2 separate regions of the Homo sapiens genome follow, and region 2 is linked to region 1. Evidence: chromatin loops called from intact Hi-C (ENCODE). Cell type or tissue: tibial artery. All regions are shown on one strand. Links, peaks and the distances in the headings refer to the core of each region. The heading gives the core; the rest is flanking DNA.

What was found. Hi-C counts contacts between places; a loop is a spot of excess contacts. Peaks named below come from ENCODE experiments on the same cell type or tissue, not always from the same donor. Only the 100,000 strongest peaks of a DNase experiment are listed, where the experiment ranks them.
Region 2: it touches region 1 in a loop (4-fold over the local background); 3 of 110 quality-filtered maps call a loop at or near these places.

Annotation. Positions count from the first base shown.
Region 1 is chr2:236,629,820-236,641,847 of GRCh38, reverse strand. No RefSeq gene overlaps it. Among named protein-coding and RNA genes, the nearest start is that of ACKR3, 66 kb to the right of the region's middle. In tibial artery, for the core only: no CTCF peak of the experiment used is centred there; DNase peaks (open chromatin) are centred at 2,977, 4,587, 5,297 and 6,097.
Region 2 is chr2:236,511,879-236,523,906 of GRCh38, reverse strand. No RefSeq gene overlaps it. Among named protein-coding and RNA genes, the nearest start is that of DRC11, 10 kb to the right of the region's middle. RefSeq lists an enhancer at 10,554-10,623. In tibial artery, for the core only: no CTCF peak of the experiment used is centred there; no DNase peak of the experiment used is centred there.

The DNA.
Region 1 (12,028 bases), core at 2,760-6,759:
CTTTAAAGCATTTGTGTAGGATTATACTTGTACATGGCGCAATGACAGATAAGATGGCAGTCACAAAAGCAGTCCTGTCCTCAAGTCAAGAGTAGCAATTCTCAACACCAGTGTCCATACAACATCTGAAATTCCTTGAAAAATGTATGCGTGGGTTTTGCGGGGAGAGCATGCAAAGCTTTAATCAGGCTTTGAAAGGAGTTTGTGCCTTTAAAAATAAAAAAGATTAAGGAACACTGATGTGGGGGCCAGGACACGCAGAGTACCGAGCCAACGCAATCAACTGATTTTCACGGGCTTCATTTGTCGTAACCATAGATGCTGTTTGCATACATTATTTCATACGTCCTTACACGTGCATGTTATCAGCCTTGTGCAAGAAGAGTTGGTAACAGCTCCACGGCCATGATAGTGGTTAGGGGGAAAGTTGAGATTCAAACCCAGGCCTGCCTTATTCCAGAGCCACACCTTGAGCTGGGCATTACATGAATTCTCATCCGCCTGCCCACTGCTGAAGCCCGGCATCCAGTCCTGTGTCTCACACTTAGACCAAATGGGAGCACAGCCAGGGAAGAGTGGCCACCGGGCATGAGAACTCACACTGCATCACTGCAAAGACCAGCTGGGTGCCCTTCCCAGATTTGACTCTCCTCTCCTCACAGCTGCAGCTGTGGGAACTCTCCTGCGGCCCCATTCTTCTGCCCTCTGCATTACAGAGAAGGCCTCCGTCATTCCTCAGACCACTCGGCCCCAGGGCAGCACTGCTCCCAGTGCCTCTCCTGCCAGTGCAGGCTCCAACTCCTCCTGTGGCCAATTCACCCCTTTATTCACTTCTGGAAACCACGTGCCCTGCATGGTCCTGACTTCTGAGTCCCGTTGTACCAGCCTGTTTTCTGTCTTCTGCCCTGTGTTCAAGGTTCCCACCTGGACCTTGCTCCTACCTGCCAAGTCATTTCCAGAAAGCTGCCTCCAGCCTCCCCACCCGCAGCCCTGATTCCAGCTGGGGCCACAGCCCTGCTGTTGCACACACTCCTTTCCAGCACTGCCTCTGCCAGATCACCCTGACCTCTGGACACGGCATGTTTGCTTCCAGATGGAATTCCTCCCAGAGCCTCCAGCTGGGTCTCTGGGTTCCCATAGCACCTGCGGATTTGTCCCCCATTGCACAGTGTCCTTAAGCATGGCTTCAGAGCCAGGTCTTCTTGCATCCTGCTAGCCATGGCCAGACGCGGTGGCTCATGCCTGTAATCCCAGCACTTTGGGAGGCCGAGGTGGGTGGATCACCTTGAGGTCAGGAGTTCAAGGCCAGCCTGGCCAACATGGCAAAACCCCGTCTCTACTAAAAATACAAAAATTAGCCGGGCGTGGTAGTGCACGACTGTAATCCCACCTAGTCGGGGAGGCTGAGACAGGAGAATCACTTGAACCCGGGAGGCGGAGGCTGCAGTGAGCCGAGATCACTCTACTGCACTCCATCCAGCCTGGGCGACAAAAAAAAAAAAAAAAAAAAAAAAAAGTTAATTCCAAAAGCCAAGTTAGAGTTTTAAGAGTTATATTTTAAAACATTGTATGAGAAACCCATGTTGTTATAACTCCTCCATCTTGCAGAAGAGGGGACAAGAGACCCTCATGAATATTGATGCTAATAAGAATAGAAACACCATCGACTCTGAAGGGTCCAGTGGGAATACAATTAATAACGAATGGAAAGAATCCACTTGTTGGAATTATTGTTGCAAAATCTTGTAATTCTACTTTCATTTGACTGCATTTTTCTTGAAATCGGTCCTATTCCCTGGCTTCTCCCTGGAGGGAGGCTAGGAATACTTTCCAACATTTAATAAGGAATCATCCCCCTCTTAAGGACAACCTTGTGTTTCAAATATGGTGCTTGGCCACACTTGAACAGATAGGATTTTCCATTTGATCCTTTTAGAGAAAACTTGGATTCTTGTGTCTGTCATCAGTCCAGAAATCCTACCTCTCCTGATAATGCTGCCATTTGGTTAGCTCATTAGCAGACAGTCTGGCACTTACTAGGTACCAGGCACAGTTCTAAACACTTTGCAAACATCAACTTATGGGACGTACATTTCCACCTGAAACCACTGTGCACAAAAGCATGTGCACGTTGCAGTCAGGTCTGTGATACTAGGGTTATTTATATAATTTAACACTTATTAGAAGTAAAATATTTTTTAACTTTTATGTTATCCCCAGCGCCCCCCTCCCCCGAAAAAGATGTCTATAATGCTGTAATTAGGAGCTAATAAGATGGGAGAAGAGCAAGTGAGGAGTGACTGCCAATGGGTTTCTTCCTGCAATTAGAGTGGTGATATTTGCACAACTTTGTAAATATAGAAAATGATTGACTTGTACACTTTGAAAGGGTGAAATTTATGGCATGAGAATTGTATCTTGATTTTAACCCATGTATGCCTGAGGTTGCAATTTTTTGAATTTTGGCAATCAGACTTTGGCAATGACCTTGAGCAGTAGGATATAAATAACTCCTGCATGCATAGTGTTCCAATAATGGAACACTAGGCATACATAGCTAAGTTAACAGAAAAAGAAGACAAAAAAAGCAACAATTCTCTCATTCCTTCTCGTGTTCTGATGACCCACGCATCCCCCTCCAAACCCTGTCCACAACATTTTTCCCTTTTGCCTAGAACTCAGAGAAGGAGAGAGAGGAAACAATAAAATTGAAGAAGAGAAGAGAAAGTATAATGGTGTTGCAAGAGTAACTGGAGCAGGTGTCCCCACTGCAGGGTGGAAAGCAGCACTGGACCCTGTGAGGAGCCTGCAGGTGTCCTCCTGCCCCACCCCCACCCCTGCAACCCCCACTGCCCGAAGCCCGGCTGTGGATGGGCTCACAGGTGTCTCCAGCCCGGGCTGCACAGGACTGCCTGGGGGCTGGAGTGAGAGGGTGGGAAAGGCCAGGGACAGGCAGAGGCATAAGGAGTGGTCCTTGCACTGGGCACTCCTACAGCCTTCAGGAGGAGGGGCAAGCGGAGCAGAGAGATGACCCCGGCACAGTAGGACCTGCTTTGCCGAAGCAGCATGAGTTGAGAGTGCAGGGGCCATGCTTTAGGCTACCCCAAAGCAGGTAGCCTTTGAACAGCGTCTGTTTTCTTTTTCTAGAGTCAGAGTCTCGAGACCTGTTTTCACATCTAAAACATGCCTGGCCTGTTTCTCTCTGACCACTTCCGTCCCTTGAAACTCTCCCTGCCTGATTTCCTCACCTCTTCTCCTTCCCCTTCTACATGTCATCTCTTTTTCTCAGTTTCTTATGAGCTCTCCTCTTCTTCCCACCGTGGCAGGAGGGTCTCACTCTGTTGCCCAGGCTGGAGTGCAGTGGTGCAATCATAGCTTACTGCAGCCTCAAACTCCTGGGCTTAAGTGATCCCCTGACACAGCTTCCAGAGTAGGTAGGACTACAGGTATGCACATCACAACTGGCTATTTATTCAAATTGTTTTTTGTAGAGACAGGGCCTCACTACATTGCTCAGGTTGGTCTTGAACTCCTGGCCTCAAAGAATTCTCCCTCTGTAGCCTCCCAAGTCTCTGGGGTTACAGGTGCAAGCCACCATGCCAGGCCTGAATAGGGTCTTTAAGGGTGATTACAAGTCCACCAAGAAACCAGACGGACCCAGGCAGAAGGATACACTGGAGAACTGGGGTCAGGGACAACTGAATGTTCAGAGCTAGTGGAGTGGAAGCTCAGGATGCAGGAAGAGGCCAGAAAGTGTGAGCCAAGAAGACCTCGGATGCCGTAATGAGAGGGGATCCAGCCAAAAGCTTTGAGGAGGGAAAAAAGAGAAAATGTTGGTCTGTGTCTGAAAGCAGCTACTCTCAGACTGGAGCTGACTCAGATGCCAGATCTGGGGAGGAGGGAAGGAGGTGGAGAGGAAGAGGATTCAGTCCAAGTCGCTCTCAGGGCTCTGGCAGTATGATAGGAATTGTATTTGGGATAAGGTTGGTTTGACGTGACTCAGGGTCTTGCCACTGGAGACATCCTGCTCATGGTACATCATGGACCTGGAGCCCATGGGATGGGGCCAGCACAGATGGAAACAGTGTCCAGCTTGTTCCAGACACTGATGCTGGGGCAGAGCTGAGATGCCTGGGATGGGGGGTGTGGGGGCAGGGGGAAGATGGGAAGGGAAGAGAACTAAGGATAGAAGCTGCCAGGGGTGGGAAGAAGATAACTCATAAGAGTCTGAGAAAAAGAGATGGCAGGTAGCAGGGGAAGAAGAGGTGAGAAAACCAGGCAGGGAGAGTTCCAATGAAAGGACGTGGTCAGAGGGAAACATGCTGAGAAGGAGTTTTAGATGCCTTAAGGACGAGGGCTCCTCTGAGATGAATTCTGTCCCAGGTTAAGACCAGCTCACCCCCTGCATTCCCAAAATACACCACGAATTCTCCTAGGGGAAGAGCAGCCTTCGCGCTTTCTAAGCAAGAGGGATGAGAACCACACAGGCTCCGTGATCTGTCAGGCATTTGGCCCCAGTCCGGGGATGAAACCCAGCTCTCCTGACACAGTCCCCCGCATTCTGCTCACTCCATGGAGAAGACGTATTTCTGGGCCAAGTGTGTGCTTCTGATTCAGGGCACAGAGGAGGCCACAGAGTAGGCAGTGGTTGTGCCAAGTGGCTCATGGCACCCAAGAAGCCTCTTGGAGCAGCGTTCTGCATGGCCCGTGTCTTCTCCAAACCTCTTACGGAAAGTACTTTCTGGAGGCCTTTTGAAAGTGCAGGATTTTCTGGGGTTGACAACAGGATTTGTTGAGAAAGACTGAGCCACCACATGAGGATGAGAATGGGAACTGTTATGTGGCTGCGTGATATCTCTCGCACACATGTGCACGTGCACACACACAGATGCTCACACACACACAGAGAGCAACACGCACATATACACACGCACACCACATGGCCTATAGCCTTCCGGCTGCTCCTCACTAAGCTGCCTTTGGTAGGCATGGACTGCTCTATTCTGGTCTAGATTCAGATTCTTCTGGACTCTGTTGACCCCACGCCACATCCATCTGAGCTGAAATCAACCATTCTGTGTTTAAGACTTATTACAATTTGAAAACCTTGGTGAGATTTCGATCTGAAACTGCTCAGACACCCACTTAACTTCATTCTTTATTCATAGGTTTCTACAAGCTTCAAATCAACTGAAAATTGTTTCAAAAAGGAGGCTTCCGGCCTGCCTGGTGGACTTGGGAATGAACGTGGACTCACAAGGAATGACTGAGCATCCCACAACAGCTCTTCCTCTGTTTTCATGTCCCATCAGCATTGCTGCTGCCCTGCAAAGTGGGAAGCCACCTAGCTCCCTGACTGCGGTCCCCGCTGAACAGGGATCTTGTGGAGAAGAGTGGTAGATGACCCTCTCTGTGTGGGGCAGTGACCTCCCTTGCCCACGGCTCCCAGCGCTAGAGGGCTCTCTCCTGAGACCTGATCTCATAGCCAACTTCTCCTCAGCTACCCCCGGGAGCTCTTGAAGACCCCCAGAATGCATTTGCAAGGCACTTCCCAGAAGACTGAGTTGTTCTGGTGGCACTCAGGAGTCCAGTTTTAAAACTCCACATTTGTCCAGCCTAGGATGGGAACCCCTAAGCCCTACTGTGGTAAGGACCCCAGGAAAGGCCTTTCTGGCCCCAACAAATGACCCTCTGGCCTTTCTTGGGGCCCCTCCAGTTCACCCCATCACAGAACCACAACAAAAGCTGATGCCAACACGCCCACGAGGTGGGGTGCTATTTTAACCACCTGCTAGCCTCATAGGGAATTAATGACCCTATGAGTTTACACACACCCCAGTTCACCCCACAAAACAGTTGGCATGGCTTACCACACCTTCAAAGTTTATTACAATAAAATGATCAAATAATCAGGAATTAGAAATAATGTTTTTCCTCCTGGCTCCAGGCCTGCTGCCTGTGTCGCCTTGTCACGGAGAGTGCAAGGCCCACGGGCAAAGGCCAGAAAGGCCCCCAGCCCTGCTTCTTGAGGACTGTCCATGTAGCCCCAGGCAGAGGGCAGAGCCCTTCTTCGGGAGTGGGGAGGGCGGGTGGATAAGGCAGGATAACAGCCGGTGGGGCCCAGCAGGTGCGGCGGGTTGGCTCTGCGCCAGCCTGTGTCAGACATGTGCTCTCACCCACTTCACACCGTCCCGATGTGTGAGAGGAGTGTGCACCGGCCTCCCGTGGCTACCCTACCAATGTGCCGCAAACCAGGCAGGTTTAAAAAGCAGGGACGGCCGGGCGCGGTGGCTCACGCCTGTAATCCCAGCACTTTGGGAGGCCGAGGCGGGCGAATCATGAGGTCAGGAGATAGAAACCATCCTGGCTAACACGGTGAAACCCCGTCTCTACTAAAAAATAGAAAGAAAAAAATTAGCCGGGCGTGGTGGCGGGCACCTGTAGTCCTAGCTACTCGGGAGGCTGAGGCAGGAGAATGGCGTGAACCGGGGAGGCGGAGCTTGCAGTGAGCCGAGATCTCCCCAGTGCACTCCAGCCTGGGCGAAAGAACGAGACTCTGTCTCAAAAGATAAATAAATAATAAAATAAAAAGCAGGGATTTGCTCTGTCATCGTTCAGAAGTGCAAAAGTAAGAAATGAAGGATGGCAGGGTCTCTGCTCCCTCCAGGGGCTCTAGGGCAAGACCCTTCCTGCATCTTCCCAGCGCCGGTGACTCCTGCAACCTTTGCATCCCTTGGCCTGGGGCTGCATCTCTCCAAACTCTGCATACGGCCCCCTTCTCTGTGTCTCTCTTTGTCCTCTCCTCTGCTTGTAATGACATCCATCATTGGGTTTAGGCCTCCCCTAATCCAGGACAATACCATGTTAAGAGCCTTCATTACATCTGCAAAGACCCTATTTCCAAATAAGGCCACAGTCACAGTTACGAGGGGTTAGGATATAGACATATATTGGGCAGGGGATGCTATTCAACCCACTCCAGAGGAGGCATTATCCCCACTTTACAAGAGGAAAAGTTCAATAACTGTGACAGGTACACACCTGGCAAGGCACAGAGCACAGAGTACCTAGAGATGGCATTGGGTTTTGACCCTGAAAGAGGCAGTTCCCTTGAGTAGACTCTGTCTATTCAGGGAACACAGGCCCCCACCCATAGGGTGACCCACGGCAAGCAGCGGCCACCCAGAGGGTCTGTGGCATCAACACCAGCTACAACCACCATGAAATCGAAACAGGCACTTGTAACAAACACTCATTGCTTTCCTGGACTAAGTGAGGATGCTTCCCCATGCTAATTAACAAAGGCTCACTAGCATGGGCCTCACCTTGGGCTTCTGAGGCAGCCTTAATTTATGAGGATTGATCATAAATCCTCATTTAATGCAGATCATTCCACAGCTCGTGTGGAACATATCAGCTGTCACCAACGCTTGGGGCTTCGCTCCGCTGCCTCTGGTGAGTTGAGCCTGATGCTCAGAGGGAAGGCGCAGGAAGCAGCCTCTGCAAAAATTACAGAAATCCGGGAAGAAATAGTGAGGTCTCCAGATCACTGGTCCAAGACTGAGGGAATTACAATAGAAAATGTGACAACAGCAGGACAGATAAATCACATATACCTGTCACCTGCTTAGAGGAACAGGGAAGTGGGAGAGAAAAGAAAATATGGAAAGTTAATTAACCTGCCACGTTATTAATCCTTCACCTGTGTTTTAGAGCTAGGAAGAGAATGATGGGAAAACAAAGAAGTAGAGCGATTTGTGGAGCACAAAGAGTGCTCGGCTGCCGCCCCGCTAGCCCCGACCTCAGAGCTGAAGACATCGACCCGGCCGCCGCCCCGCCAGCCCCGACCTCAGAGCTGAGGACATCGACCAGAGAAATTGGGAGGCCAGCCCGAAGTCGCCCTGCATGTTAGTTGGGAGCTGCTATTATAAGGCGGTGCTCCTGCCTCCGGCTCACCCCTTACACCAGAATAAAGGGGTTCTCTGTTAAGAGAGTTGCCACGTTTCCTCCCAACTCTAGTCAACGTCAGCCAAAGACTTCGCTTTCTTCCCAAACCAGGAGTAGGTCATTGAATGTATTGATTCAGATCTTAACGTGGGTGTTGAGTTAGAGTGGGTAGCCTCTAAACCCATTCAATGAATGTTCCAGAATGTTAAAGGCATAGTAATGAAATTTATCCAGCATACTCAAATACTGTTGATGTGGTTGCATATGTGTAGACCTGGTGAATTGTTCCTTTGTTCATGTTTCCTGGGCTTCTACTCCTGGCTTTCTGCAATGCTCACACTGTAGGACCCTCTTTCCACATCTCTCACCTTCTCCCCCTGCTCCCCACCCAGTACAGACCAATGACCTCTGGCCCTGTTCTCCATCCCAGCTCCAGACACACACATCCAATTCCCTCAACTGTCCACATCATGCTGGTCACCACTGCCCCCTCTCTCCCAGAAGGGCCAGTCCCCGCTGCCTCCTCTCTCCTGGAAACCTGCTCTCCTGGCTATAGTTCCTGGCCAGGATATCGCCCCCACCGTCCATGCACCCCAAAGCAGTGAGGGTGTCACCTCCCCTGGGTCTCAGGCTTGCCCCGAGTCTCCACTCAGACTCCGAGTCCCCTCTGTCCTCCCCACTGAATTTCTCAGCTTGTCCACTCCTTTGCCCCCAGTAGACACCTCCTTCTGCAGACCCTCCTCCACCTCTCTTGGGAAGACTTTGATAAAAGCTTCTAGCTGGCTCCCTGTCTGCTCTCTCACCACCCACATCCCCATCAAGCCCACCCTCCATGTTGCATCAAGCAGCTCCATGACCACCGGAACACTGGGCAGCCTCTAAGCCTACAGAAGGAAGACCAGGACCCTAGGCATGAACCGCAAGTCCTCCCTCTGTGTAGCAGCTCCCCCTGGCCTTATCCACACTGTATCCCAGGAATGCAAAGCCACCACTGTTCCCAGCCCATCTTCACTCCTCTTCATCTCTTCATCCTTCTGCCTGCACTACCCCCTGACTACCTGCCTGACCAGCTCCTATTCATCCTTTGAAACCCCACTCGGGCATCCTCTCTGAATGGTCCTAGCCCCCACAAGGTCAGCTAATGTATGCCCCTCTGAACTCCTGCCCTGCTCAGCTCACATGACTTATGCGTAGCTGCCCTGTGGATGCTCCTATCCTTTCCACACCATGGCTGTGAGCTCCATGAGGCCTGTCTCATCCTCTTCCAAATCCTCAGAGCTTCCACTCTGCTCAGCACACAAGAGACGCTTAGCACAGGTGTGTGGAGCCCAGACTCCATCTCCCTCCTCAGGAACACATCACACTAACCGCCTATACCCTTGGCAGGATGTGACAAGAGGGGCACGTCCCCTCTGCGGGCTCTTTCCAAAAACCCACAACCCCGATCTAACCATGACAACAACCACAGACGAACCCAAATGGAGGGACCATCTAGAAAATGTGTGATGGTGCTACCCCAAGTCTCTCCAAGCAAACAAGCAAAGGATGGGAAGGACCTTGCTGTGAGTCTGAACCTGTGGTTTGTAGCAGGGGTAGGTCTCTGCGTTGCTCCGGCAGTTTACAGTCAGGAGATCACTCTTACCAGCCACATGATGGAAATCAAGAAGGCGGCTGCCCCTCTTCGCCTGGTCCCCCTGCCAGTCCCCGCCTAGCAGGCACAATGGCCTATTTTAACAGCACATGTCTCCCCAGTGATTACCCCTGGCCTTGGCTTGGAATGAAATGCCCTGATTGGAAGGGCCCTGCTTGAACTGGCTCTGCCTCTGTCTCAGCCTTCACGTCACCCCCGCTCTCTTCTCCCTGCAGGCCAGCCAGGCCGGAGGGACCCCTTTCCCCGCTCACACACACTGCCTGTGCTTGGTCTGCCCTCCCCTGCGTGCTCCTCATACGCCCAGCTCCTTCCGATCCTTCTGGTCCCCTCTTCAATATCTCCTCCTGCAAGTGGGCTGCCCTGCCCACCTGAGTGAATTGCACCCTTCCAATTCTCTATCACCACTTGGGAGTTATGTCCCAAGGTGCAGCCATCCTCCTCATTTGTAAGTCCTCGAGTCCTGTCCACCTCCCAGCTGCACTGCAAACTCCTGCAAGCAGGGCTGGTGCACAGGGTCTGCAGCCCGTGCGCCCAGGGCCCCACTGCCCCAGGCAGGCCCTGCCCTTGCACCCTTCATCCTCACCGAGGGGCAGAGAAAGTAGGGGGTGGCGGTGGCTGGAGTTAAGCGTCATGGAAAGACTGAGTAAGCCCTGGAGCCCGATAGCCAGAGCCACGAATGTGACTTTCGGGAGGTGGATCTGCTGCAGAGCCTGCTCTGGAACACGCAGACACAAGCATCCACTTCACGAGGCTGCAAGGATTAAATAAGATAATGTATTTCAAGAGCCAAGTGCAGTGTCTGGCACAGAGTGCATGCTCATTATCCTCTAATTTTTTAAAGATATGATTAGGCTGACAGTGCATGTTGTTTAAATCCTTGCCAAAAGCAACCCCGTTGCTATCGTTCTTCCGTATGCTTGTGCATGTTTTATCTCGACTGTAAGTCAAGAGAAAACAGTCCATTAAAAAAGAGACGTTAACCTTCTACCTTTCCCACATATCCCAAATTCCAAAATGATTGTAACAATACGTGTTGAAGCAAACATTTCTTTTTCTGTGGGTAGGAAATAAAAAGTGAATTTTAAAACTGTTCAGAGTTGGAGGACAGCAAGTTCAATGCATTTGCACATGTGCCCTGCAGTCAGAGAAAATCAAAAAAGAAGACAAATCTGAACAGAAAAATTAAAGCAAGAAAATGAGACCTTGAAGCTCAGCCCTCAAGCCTGTCTATGCCTTCAAACCTCCTGGTCAAATCTAAAGAAAACCAAAGTCTTTTCCTGAGTATTACCTACCACACTTACCAAAAAAAAAAAAAAAAAAAAAAAAAAAAAAAAAAAAGATGTAAAATGGTGGTTAAGGCATAATTTATAGTAATAAAGACAAATGTATCTCAAGGAAAACAGAAAGCATAAAAGAAAAGAAAGACAGAAACCCCCAAAACAATGGGCCACTGTGGCGAGGGCTTGAGTAGTGACCCTGGGCCAGGCACAACCATGCTCCGGGAACAAAAATAGAATCACAGCATTTGCTCGGAGAGAGGATGCATGGAGTGGCGAGGACGCGGCCCAGCCTGAGAGACCTGTTGTAGGCTCTGTCCTGGGTGCATCCAGGGTCTTGCTGGATCACTGAGACATGAGAGGGATGAGAGGGACGTCGTGCACAGCAATAAAGAGACCTCTGGTGAACTCCCTCCCCATGAGAGTCAGATAGTCTCTGCTTCTGGCTCTGCACAGACTGGCTTATTTCCACTAAGGCCACTAAGGGCCACTAAGGGTTGCTTGTCACCCTGACAGGCCCAAGCAATAGCCAAAGCTGTACCCTGGACAGAGTCAAGACACACAGACTGTAGCAGCTGGGAGGAATGTTAAAGCCCTTGCCTCCTAACCCTGCAGGCTGCAGGTCAGAACGGGGAGCTCAGGGTCAAAGCGTCAGGTTCAACCCATGGTCCAGGGCCCCGTGAAGACAGCAGGCTGCCTGTCTTCTGAGCTCAGGAGATCAGGCCCAGACTCTCAAATGAACAATTACTCTCCTGCCCAGGACTCTGGCATAGGAAAGTGCCTAAGAGCTTTGATAGCAGTATTGCCAGGCAGCCTGCTCCAGGTCTCAGCACAGCAACTTTCCCTTATTATGTCCTGCGCCACCAGAAAACGCACAACTGCACAGAGTGGGGGCGAGTCCCAGGATCCCAGCAGGCCGGACTCCAGAGAGAGCAGGAGGGGCTGCCTTTCAGCTGAGCAGGCCACGGCTGCTGGTGAAAACTCCTGGAACCTCTGGTTTAGGTTGAGTATGATGGGTTGAATGGTGGTGGCCCCCAAAGATATGTTCACATCCTCCAACCCCTGACTGTGACCTTATTGGGAAGAAGAGTCTTTGCAGATATTCTCAAGTTAAGGATCTTCAGATTAGATCATCCTGGATTAACTGGGTGAG
Region 2 (12,028 bases), core at 4,443-8,442, 120 kb after region 1:
GTCTCTGGGCACTTTTCATTGACTCTTGTTCCTAGTGCCTTTTTAGAGGAATGTGGATGAGGGCCCCATGCCCAGGAGGTGGCCTTCTCTAAGAGGAGCCAAAGGTTGGAAGTTTGGATGCTCCAATGTCAAATCTTTCTATACAAGAGAACTAAAACCGAACTCACAGTTCAGGTCACTTCTAGATTTGAAGTAGATAATTGGAAGCTGTATTCACAAACAATAACAATAATAAGTATATAGAACACTAAAAAGTTAAATGAAATTACAATTTGACTACATACCATTCATTTAAATTCTAGATGATTGTAATGATTTCATAGCATAGTATCTCATGATCCATGGCTTTTCTGAAATGATTTTTAAACTCAATCAGTTACAGTCACAAGAAAGCCATCAGTACTACAAATGGAGGTGCTGCCATTCTTATTAGCTTTATGCTACAATTATTGCTGATGTCATTAAATCTAGATGTAGCAAAGACAGAAAAAGAACAGATGTTAACAAAACAGTCTGAAGCAGAAAGTGTAAAGAAAGAATTTTTGGCAGAGAAACAACAAGTCCTATGGAGCCTAAAAGCCAAAAGCAATTACTTATTAAAAGAATAACTCTTTCCAGCCCTGATGAATTAAGTGGTACTGGATCAGCCCTCCCATCATAAATAATGATAGAACTGGATCAAATTTGTGAATTGTCTGTTTTTCAGGCATTTTCAGACCTGAGGTAGTGCAGAATCGGAGAGAAGAGAAAAGTAACAGGGATGAGCTGTGGCTTCTGGGAGGAGGTTAAAGAAAGACCCTGGCTCTCCTTTTGCTGCTCCTCTCATGCTCTCTCTTGCCTGCCCACTCAGATGGAGTTCAGCTACCATTCTGTGAGCTGGAGAGGCCTGTGTGGAAAAGAACTAAGGAAAGCCAAGGAAGAACTGGATTCCTCAGTCCAACATTTCACGAGGAATTTAATCCTGCCAACAGCCACTCAGGTAAGCTTGGAAGTAGACGTTTCCCCAGCCGAGCCCTCAGATGACACCACGGCACCTGCCTTCTCCCTGACTGCAACCTCATGAGGAGAATTCAAGGCAGAGGCATCCCACTAAGCTGTGCTTGGATTCCTACCCCACAGAAACCCTGAGCTAATAAATGTGCGTTGTTTTAAGTCACTGGGTTTGGGGATAATTGTTATGCAGCAATAGATAACTAATGTAGGAGATAAACAACAAAGAAAATTAATCAAAACAAAGATTGCCCCTTTGAAAATATCGATAAAAATGATAAACCCCTAGCAAGATCAATCAACGAAAAAAGAGAAAATATAAATTACCAATATCAGGAATGACAAAGGGAATATCACTATAAATCCTATAGATACTAAAAGAATAATGTGGAATATTATGAACAACTTCATATGGTAAACCCCACAACTTATATGAAATAATAAAATTACTTGAAAGGTACAACTTATCAAAACTAGGAAGAAATGGAAAATTTGAATAGTGCTATATCTATTAAAGACATTGAATTCTTAGCCAAAAGCTTCCCACAAAGAAAATTTCAAGCCCAGATGGCTTCTATCAAACATTTAAGGAAGAAAATAGCAATATAACAGAAACTCTCAAAAAATACAGGAAAAGGAGCACTTCCTAATTTATTTTATGAGGTCCAAATAACCCTGATAACAAAACTTGACAAAGATATTAAAAGAAAGAAAATTAAAAACTATAAATGTAGATGCAAAAATCTTCAACAATATCTTAGCATGCAAAATTGAGCAGTGTATAATAAGTGTAACCCACCAAGTGCAGCTTACCCCAGACATGCATACAAAAATCAATCAATGTACCTCACTCCATTAACAGAACAGAGAGAATCATATGATCATTCTAAACATGCAGAAAAGCATTCAACAAAATCCAGCAGCCCTTCAGAGAGAGACCCACACATATATGGACACCTCACTAGTGACAAAGGTATCACTGCAGAGCAGTGGGGAAAGGATGGTCTTCCTTCCTTCCTTCCTTCCTCCCCACCTTCCTTCCTTTCTCTTTTTCTCTCTTTCTTTCTCTCTCTCTCTGTCTCTCTCACTCTCTCCCTCTCTCCCTCCTCCATCCCTCTCTTTCTGTCTCTCTCTGTCTCTCTCACTCTCTCCCTCTCTCCCTCCTCCATCCCTCTCTTTCTGTCTCTCTTTCTCTTTCTTTCTCTCTCTCTGTCTCTCTCACTCTCTCCTTCTCTCCCTCCTCCCTCCATCTCTCTCTCTTTCTCTGTTTCTCTCTCTCTTTTTTCAGAAACAGGGTCATGCTCTGTTTCCCAGGCTGGAGTGCAGTAGTGCAATCACAGCTCACTGCAGCCTCAACCTCCTAGGCTCAAGCAGTCCTCTTGCCTCAGCCTCCCGAGTAGATGGGACTACAGGTGGTCCAGGATGGTCTTTTTATCAATAGTGCTGATTGATTTGAATTTTAATATAGAAAAGACAGAAATTCAATCCATCTACTTCACACACACATTTTTCATAGAAAAATTAATTCTCAATAGATTACAGATCTAAATGTGAAAGATAAAGCAATGAAGCTTTTAGAACATAATATAGAAGAATTTTTTTTCACCTTGAAGTTTGTAAAAAATTTCTTAAAGAGAACATCAAATACGCACTAATCTTAAAGAAAATGTTGATGCATTAGATTTCAGTAAAATTAGGAAAATCTGTTCATTAGAAGACACCATTTAAAAAGAGAAAACGAAAACCACAGGGTGGGAGGAGATCTTTTCAATAAAGGCATTCAACATAGACTTGTGCCAGAATACATAAATATCTTCTACCAAACAATAAGAAAAAGATAGAGGAAATTCAATAAAAGTGGGTCAAAAGATTTCCATAGGCACTTCACAAAATATCCAGACGGTCAAAGAGGTACACAGAAAGATTCTCAGTACCATTCTTACCAGAGAAATGCAAATTAAAGCCCCTGTAACCGGACGCCCACCCCCCAGTACCGGTCCGTGGCCTGTTAGGAACTGGGCCACAAAGCAGGAGGTGAGTGGCAGGTGAGAAAGCAAAGCTGCTCGCCATGGCTCGCATTACCACCTGAGCCCTGCCTTCTGTCAGATCAGTGGCAGCATTAGATTCTCACAGAACTGTGAACCGTGTTGTGAACTGCTCATGAGAAGGAGACAGGTTGTGTTCTCCTTATGAGAATCTGACTAATGCCTGATGATCTGAGAGGCACAGTTTCATTCCAAAACCATGCCCCCCACCCCATGGTCCATGTAAACATTGTCTTCCACAAAACCAGTCCCTGGTGCCACAAAGGTTGGAGACGGCTGCCCTATGAGAGAATGACACTACAACTCTAAAAATAAAGAAAAAGATAGAAAATACAAAGGGTTAGGAAGCCTGGGAATCAACCAGAACTCTTATTGGTAAAATGGAAGAAAACATTGGTAGAAACATGGTGGAAAACTTTTTTGTCAGTGTCTTCTGAGGCTGAACATGTGTATACCCCATAGTCCAGCAAGGAGTATGTGTGTGCACTGAAAGATATGTATGTGAATGATCTCAGCAGTGTTACTCCCAATAACCTAAGCCTGCATGCAACCCAACTGTCCCTCAATAGTGGAATGGATAAATAAGCTGTGATCTGTTCATATGTGGAATACTACACACAGCAATGAAAACAAACTACATCTACATGCAAGAACGTGAATGAATCTCACGATCAATCATAAGTAGGTTGAAAGGTGCTAGATACAAAAGAATAAAGTGGACCCTTGAACAACGTGGGTTTTAACTGCATGGGTTCCCTTATATGTGGATTTTCTTCCACCTCTACCACCTCTGAGACAACAAGACCATCTCCTCCTCTTCCTCCTTCTCCTCAGCCTACTCAACATGAAGACGATGAGGATGAAGACTTTGATGAGGATCCCCTTCCATTTAATGAACAGTCAATATATGTTCTCCTCCTCATGATTTTCTTAATAACATTTTCTTTTTCTTCAGCTTACTTTATTGTAAGAATACATTATACAATACATACAACAAACAAAATATGGGTTAGTGGACAGTTTATGTTATCAGTAAAACTTCTGGTTAATCGTAGGTGGGTAGCAGTTACATTTTTGGGGAGTCAAAAGTTACATTCAGATTTCTGACTGCCTGGAGGGTTGGTGCCCTTTTAACCCCTGCATTGTTCAAGGGTCAACTGTACACTGTATAATTCCATTCCCATAAAGCTTATATATGAAGTCTTTCTTTACAATGGAAAAATTAACCTTTGGTGTTAGTCAGGCAGCATTTGCCTTTGGGAAGGAGGGATAGAATGGGTTTGGAAGGGGTCCTCTGGGAGCCTCTGGGATTCTGCTATTCTCGTGAGTCTCGATCTGGGTATTTCATACACGGGTGTTTTCGAATTGTGAAAATGCATTGAGCTGTACGCTAAAGAGTTGCCCACTTTACTGCACTTATACTTTTATAAAAAGTCTTTTTAAGGTAGCTATTTAGTATTTTTACCTGCATTTCATGTCCCAGGACATCTACAAAATCTGAAACCATTTTCGTAGCATGGAAAGTGTAAGTAAACAACTCCCTGAGAATACACTAGGCAGACACATGCCCAGGATGGCTTTAATATGTAAACCTCCACAGCAGCAACAGACTGCACGGGGTCTAGACCAGTGTGACGCCTTGGGGGAAGCTGACAGGCGAGGGTTAGCAGCGTTCTGCCTGCAGTGAGGGCTGCTGCTCCTCCAGCCCTGGGACAGAGCAATGCCTCATCCAAGAAGTGCTGCACTTCTCAGTAGGAAGAGTGAGCAGGGCAGGGCATGGTGGCTCACGCCTATAATCTCAGCACTTTGGGAGGCCAAGGTGGGTGGATCACTTGAGGTCAGGAGTTCGAGACCTGACTAGCCAGCGTGGCGAAACCCCATCTCTACTAAAAATACAAAAATTAGCAGGGCATGGTGGTGGGTGACTGTAATCCCAGCTACTCAGAAGGCTGAGGCATAATAATAGCTTGAACCCGGGAGGCGGAGGTTGCAGTGAGCTGAGATCGTGCCACTGCACTCCAGCCTGGGTGACAGAGTGAGACTCCATCTCAAAAAAAAAAAAAAAAGAATGAGCAGAGGACAAGGAGACAGACATTTGGCAGACAGAGGGAGGAAGAAACAAGCCTACAAGAATTCTTACCAGCCTCCTGCCTGATATTTTTTAAACCAAGATTATATTTCTATTAAGTCTGGTGGTATTCTATGATTAATTAATAGATTAAGTAGACATTTTCTCTGCTCTTAAATTACATATTGCTGATGTAGTCAGAGCCATTGCCAATTCAAGACTTTAAGTATGTCTCATTAATGACTAAGTGTGTCACATTTTTAAGAGATGGGGTCTCGCTCTGTCGCTCAGGTAGTGGCACCATTATAGCTCACTGCAGCCTCAAACTCCTGGGCTCAAGCGATCTTCTTGCCTCAGCCTCCCAAGTATCTGGTGTTACAGGTGTGCACCATTGTGCCCTAGCTTCACTTTTGTTTTATGAACAACACAGCTGTTATTTGTAATTAGCTTTCTACTGTCAGTACCAAAAACTATTGTTTTGTTATAAGCACTGTGAAAATAAAATAGTAAGAGGAGGGATATGAGAGTCAAATAGCAAACACACACACCAGAAATTGGACAGACACATTATTTATTCAAAAGTTTTATCAAAATAAAGGAAACCGTCACTTGAGGTAGGTTTCAGACTGAATTTATCAATGGCTTGTGGAAATTGTGTTCATTTTAATAGACAGCAGGTGTTAAAACAATTGAAAAGTGACCTTCTCTGCATCTGGATTACAAAAGCTGCCTCAGTGTTTGTGAAAAAAACAGGATAATAATAAAAAAAAAACCAACATCCTGCCTCCAGCTAGTTCCTTTTTCTTTTTTCTCACACTGGGCAGTTTTATTAATAGATAATAGCAGCAGCTCATAAGAAACACACACACAAATTTACACTCATTTCCCAGTGGAAGTGATGTTTATTTGACGTAAAATGGCTTTGGTGTTTGTGAGATCTATTCTCTTTGGAACTCTATTCAGAAGGTTACATACACATTGCTCATATCCCTTTAAATTAGTTTACTAGCATATTCTCAACAAAATCTATCAACTCAGATTCATTTCCAGTGCAAACTATGCGTTGATATGTTACGGGAACAGACTGGAGAGAAGCCAAGATTCACAACCAAAACTGTTTGCTGTTTGGGAATGTTGGTGTCAGCTGTTGCAGGAGTTTGTAGTTATCATTGTTCTGAATGCAATGTGCATGTTATGAGCCCTCAACGGAACACCCTGTATGGAACGGGTCTTTGACACCTGGGATTTCTGTGAAGCCTAAACTGAGGAATACGGCTAACTGAGATGCCGATTTTCAGCAGCCCTCTAGACTTCCCCAGTAGCTTACAGGACTGCCAGCCACACAAGAGCATGCTGGTTTAAATTCGTGCCAAGTGCTTTACATACATTGTTTATTTAATCCTTACAGCAATCCTCTGAGGGAAGTAGAACTGTCCGCATTAAATTATAACATGCCATCGACCTTAGGGGTGGCTCAGAATAAGACAAAACTGTGAATGTTAGATCTCGAAGTATTAGGCCAAGGGTCTACCAATGCTTACTTTTAATGATTATGAATTAGTGAAACACATTTGATTTAGTTCCAGGTATGTATTCGAATTGAACAAGCTTAGCATTTCATCCATTTCTTTTCATACAGACATAACATTAGACATGAAAAGTGGAATGTTACCGCAGACAGTTTAATATCTGACATTTTAAAATACACCTCTTATGTAGAATGACATTTTATACTTAGAAGCATAGAAAATGTTTCTTACATCTAAGTTTAGAGGAGAAGGCCTTCAAATTCAATGTGAACTTTACACCTTTTCACTTTCATCTCCGCTGACTTCACTCTCTGCAGTTCTGCAGGCCTACCTGAGGAACGTGTTGGAACTGAATCAAAGTCAACCAGAAACTTCCACTTCCCTTTCACTGTGCCTAGAAGTGCCCATCAAATCACGGTAGGATCACAGCAGTCACTGTTCTCAAACTCCAGGACTCACACTCAGGGACAACTCAAACGACAGACTTATGACTTATTAAACAGGGAGGTAAACCCATCTTTCAAAGACTCGATTCCTTCAATACAAATTCAGTGAGGACGTGAGGAAAATTTCCAACAACGCTACAAACACTGAGTTTTCAGAAAAACACTTCGTGAACGAAATCTCTGGAATATAAAACATGTGAGTCAAATGATCACCTGGATACTAAGTACACAAGGTCACACCAGTTTTCTAGCAAAAGGCAACTTAAAAACCATTCAAGGAGTTCCATCACAATGCTTTGAGTGACACAGTGGGTATTCTTCCCTTTGTAGAGAGATAGACTTGGGTTCAGAAATGTTACTGGACTTTATCCAAGTCACACTGTTAGAAAATGGAAGAATCAGCCGGGCGCGGTGGCTCATGCCTATAATCCCAGCACTTTGAGAGGCCAAGATGATGGATCACCTGAGGTCAGTAGTTTGAGACCAGCCTGGCCAACATGGTGAAACCCTGTCTCTACTAAAAATACAAAAATTAGCCATGCGTGGTGGTGGGCGCCTGTAATCCCAGCTACTCAGGAGGCTGAGGCAGGAGAATCACTTGAACCCAGGAGGCAGAGGTTGCAGTGAGCCGAGATGGTGCCATTGCACTCCAGCCTGGGAGACAAAAGGGAAACTGAAGAAAGAAAGAAAGAAAGAAAGAAAGAAAGAAAGAAAGAAAGAAAGAAAGAAAGAAAGAAAGAAAGAAAGAAAGAAAGAAAGAAAGAAAGAAAGAGAGAAGGAAGGAAGGAAGGAAGGAGAGAAAGAGAGAGAAAGAGAGAAAGAGAAAGAAAGAAAGAAAGAAAGAAAGAAAGAAAGAAAGAAAGAAAGAAGGAGAGAGAGAGGGAAGGAAGGAAGGAGAGAGAAAGAGAGAGAAAGAAAGAGAGAAAGAGAGAAAGAAAGAAAGAAAGAAAAAGAAAGAAAGAAAGAAGGAAAGAGAAAGAGAAAATGGAACAATCAGGAACAGTTGCTCCAACTGACTACAATTTTACAGTAATCAAATGCCCAGTTTTTATTTTCTAATGAACAACCAGCTTATAACATGCCTGACTACATTGTTACCTAGTTTTGAGCATCAATAAACTAAGTAAAATATTAAACGAAAATAAGCAGCATCCTGGGCTCTACAGACTCATAGGCATGATCCACACATTGCGAGAGTTTTAGGAAACCTATAATTAGGAAGGAAGGGACACAGTGTGACACTGGGTGACCCCCACTGTGCCCTGGCCAATAAGAGAGGCATGATGCCTTCCTGGCCTTTCTCTGGGGTGTTACAGAAACCTTTTCAAGACTTACCAAAACAGCACTCTGCCACTTACTCCAGCTGGTTCCTTAAAGGCTGAATCACACCACCAAAACTCTCAGGGAAGGGTCTATGTATGGTGTGAGAACACAGAGTATTGGGATTTCTTGGAAAGAAATAAGGGTGGTGAGATGCCAGTGCAAATTATATCCCAGAAGAGTGCTTCTAGACCAGGGTTTAAAAATTGACGTGCACTTGGCAGAGGAATACATCTTCAAATTCTTTCTTTCCATTTATCCTAAAAATAAGTTTCTGACTCCCTAATTTGAAACATCTTCCCATATGCTTATCACTTTTGAGCTACCTTCCTGTCTCCTTCACCAAGCTTCAGTAGGTGTCTCTGTACTTACTCGCTCTAGCTCCTCCATTCTTCAGCCTCCATTCCTTCCCCAGCCCAACCTCCAGCTCTGCTCCTTCGAGCCACCTGCCACTGAAGCCTCAGCTCAGCTCAGAATTCTCCCTCTCTGAGCCACACCGCAATCCCATGAATTGTACTTTCTCAACATTTTATACCTTCTCCTCTATTCTTCGTTTCTCATTCAAAAATGTCTAGGTATCAGTTAGCTTCTCCTTGGTCAATGTCAATGATCAGTTCATAGCCAGTGCCTCCCCCCAAGCTGCCAGGAGCCTTAGGCGAGGTCCTCAGTCTGTTGTGCTTAGTTTTTACAGCCTGGTCTTTTGGTAGAGTGTATTTCTGTCTTGTCATGCTTCTCTCTCTCAAATATACAATGTGCCATTTTAGCTTTGTAAGTGTGTAATTCAGTGACATTAATTACATCCGCAATGTTGTTGTACAACCATCACCACTATATTTCAAAATTTTTCATCACCCCAAAAACTCTGTACACATTAAGAAATAACTCCCCACTCCCTCCTTCCACCAGCCCGTTAACCTCTAATCCACTTTCTGTCTTTACAAATTTGCCTGTTCTAGACATTTCATATGATGTGGAATCATACAAAGTGTGTTCCTTTGTGTCTGGCTTATTTCACTCAGCGTAATATTTTCAGGGTTCATCCATGCTATAGCATGTGTCAGAACTTCATTCTTCTCTACAGCTGTATGTTGTTCTATTTACATATACACCACATTTTGTTTATCCACTCATCTCTACTTCTTGTCTTTGAATTGTCCCCTGCCTCATGACCCTGTGAGCAATTATCTTGCTCACATAAACCTCCATAGTTTGAGGGTCGCCGTACAATTCAGTCCAAAGTTCTCGGCCTGCTATCAAGTCCATATAACATCTGGCCTGAGTCGATTCCCAGGTCAAAGGCAAATACTGGCTCTCGAACGAACATATCCCTGTACTTTTCCTGCTGCTCTACCTTTGCCGTGTTGTTTCCTTCACCTGGCATGGTCTCCCATTTCCTCAGGTCAAAGCCCCACTCACCTTTTACGTAGCTAGCTCTAATCCCACCAGCATAACACCTTCCACTTTCCCAAGGGCAAAGTAGCCCCTCTCTCTTCTAAACTCCCAAAAGACTTTGTGCTGTGACATTTAATCACCCCCTACCTTTATCTCTTCTACTCCACTCCCTGAAGGCTGAATTCCTATCAAAGGTTTCTTTTTCTATTGCACCACATTGAGTATTGTGATTGGCATAGTATGGGTGTCCATAATATTTGCCCAACTGAATTCATACATATTGAGAACACGGAGAAAAAAACATTTTCCCAGATACCTGGCAGTCTGATTATGAGGCTGTATAAAGACATGTACATTTGACATAAAATAAGGCATCAACTGTTTAGGACAAAAACATAGTAATTGTGGAAGAAATAGTGACCAATTTAGAGGAAATTATTTGAAAAGTGAATCAAAATAATGATTTGGACCTCAGATGCCTAGCAAGGTACACAGAATGGTTACTAAACAAGTAAGCTCAGAGTTTTCATGTAAGAAGAGAAAATAAGCTTATTAATATCACTCAGGCCTGGCAGGATGGGACCCTGGAATGGAACTGAGTAGGATAGAGAGACCAGGGTGGATGGAGCAGAGCTCTGGTCCTCCCTGGAAGCCCAGGACCTGCTCTGGCCCTTCAAGGAAGTAGCTTCTCCTTGGTGGATGTTAATGGTCAGTTCCATGGCCAGTGCTCTCCCGCAAGCTGCCAGGAGCCTTCCTGGGCAAGGTCTCAGTCCACTGTGCTTGGTATTTACAGCCTCATCTTTTGGTACAGTGTATTCCTGTCTTGTCATGCTTTAGTCTTACCGTTACTGGGGGAAATGGGAGGGGGTGTTAGCGAAGGAGGTGAGGAAGGAGCCTGGGTCCTTGGGTGAGAAGGTGGCAGCAGGAAGCATTGCATCCTCCCCACTTTGACTGGTTAGTGGCTGGCCTGCCACCGTGTGGCAGGAAAAGGCCCTGCTTCCTGTTGCAGCTTGAGTTGTCTTAGACCGAGGTGTAGACAGATGAGCTGCTTTGGGACCCTTTAACCCCGGTTCAGGCCTGGTAAAGAAACAAGTTCCCTGGTTTGGCTGAATTGTCATGGCATAATGAAAAAAACTACAGGAGAGAATTGTGCGGTTCTGAGTGACTGATGACTCATTAAAATAAAATAGGTCAGGTTCTGGCCCAGTGAACTTCATGTGATCACAGGAAATATTCCAGACCATTAAAATGATTTGTGAGTTTTTAGAAAAGGAAGCAGAGATAACAAGTATTATCATCTTGGATTTTCCAAAAACAAGACATGCCAGATCAGCCTAATTGTAAATTTCTGTAGTTACTAACATAATACATAAGGCAATGCTATAGCTAGGATATAGCTGCATATTACTGTGCGCTTGAAAATCCTTATCTCATGGATTTGTTGAGGGCAAGGAGGAATACAAGCCAGATGATAGCACAGCTGGCAGGTTTATAACTTGTGGATTGGTGCTAACTTGAACTCATTTCTGGTGCCATGCTGTGGGGCGCCCTGGCTTTGTCATTGAGAACATGTTTATCAATAGCATGGATCATTTGAGGGATGACGTGGAACTGGATGGGATGATGTATGCACTGAATAACAGAGGAGACATTCAGCAGGAGACACTGTAGGCAGTTTTGGGGGGTTAGCTGACTATGGGCATCATGAGTCATCGGTGTGGCGTGACCGCCCTACAATGGATCTAAGGTGTGGAGACTCAAGGAAGGGCCCCTTTTGCTACTTGATGAAATGCCTACCACCTCCCACTAGAAGCTTTTGTTTCATTGGTTTATGTCTGAAGGATGCTAAGTTGTGTTAACAGCATCACAGAGGGAAGGACAACTTAAAATCTTGTAATGTAGAAGAAGCTGAGGGTTCTTACTCTGTAACCAAGAGGACTTTGATTAGGGGCGGGGGGTGCAGGTGGACAGGTGGACATGGGCTTAAATTTTTCAAAGACTGCTCCCATAAAAGAGGGATTGGAAGCCGGGCACAGTGGCTCACGCCCGTAATCCCAGCACTTCAGGAGGCCAAGGCAGGTGGATCACCTGAGGTCGGGAGTTTGAGACCAGCCTGACAAACATGGAGAAACCCCATCTCTACTAAATATACCAAAAAAAAAAAAATAGCCTGATGTGGTGGCACATGCCTGCAATCCTAGCTACTCGGGAGGCTGAGGTAGGAGAATCGCTTGAACC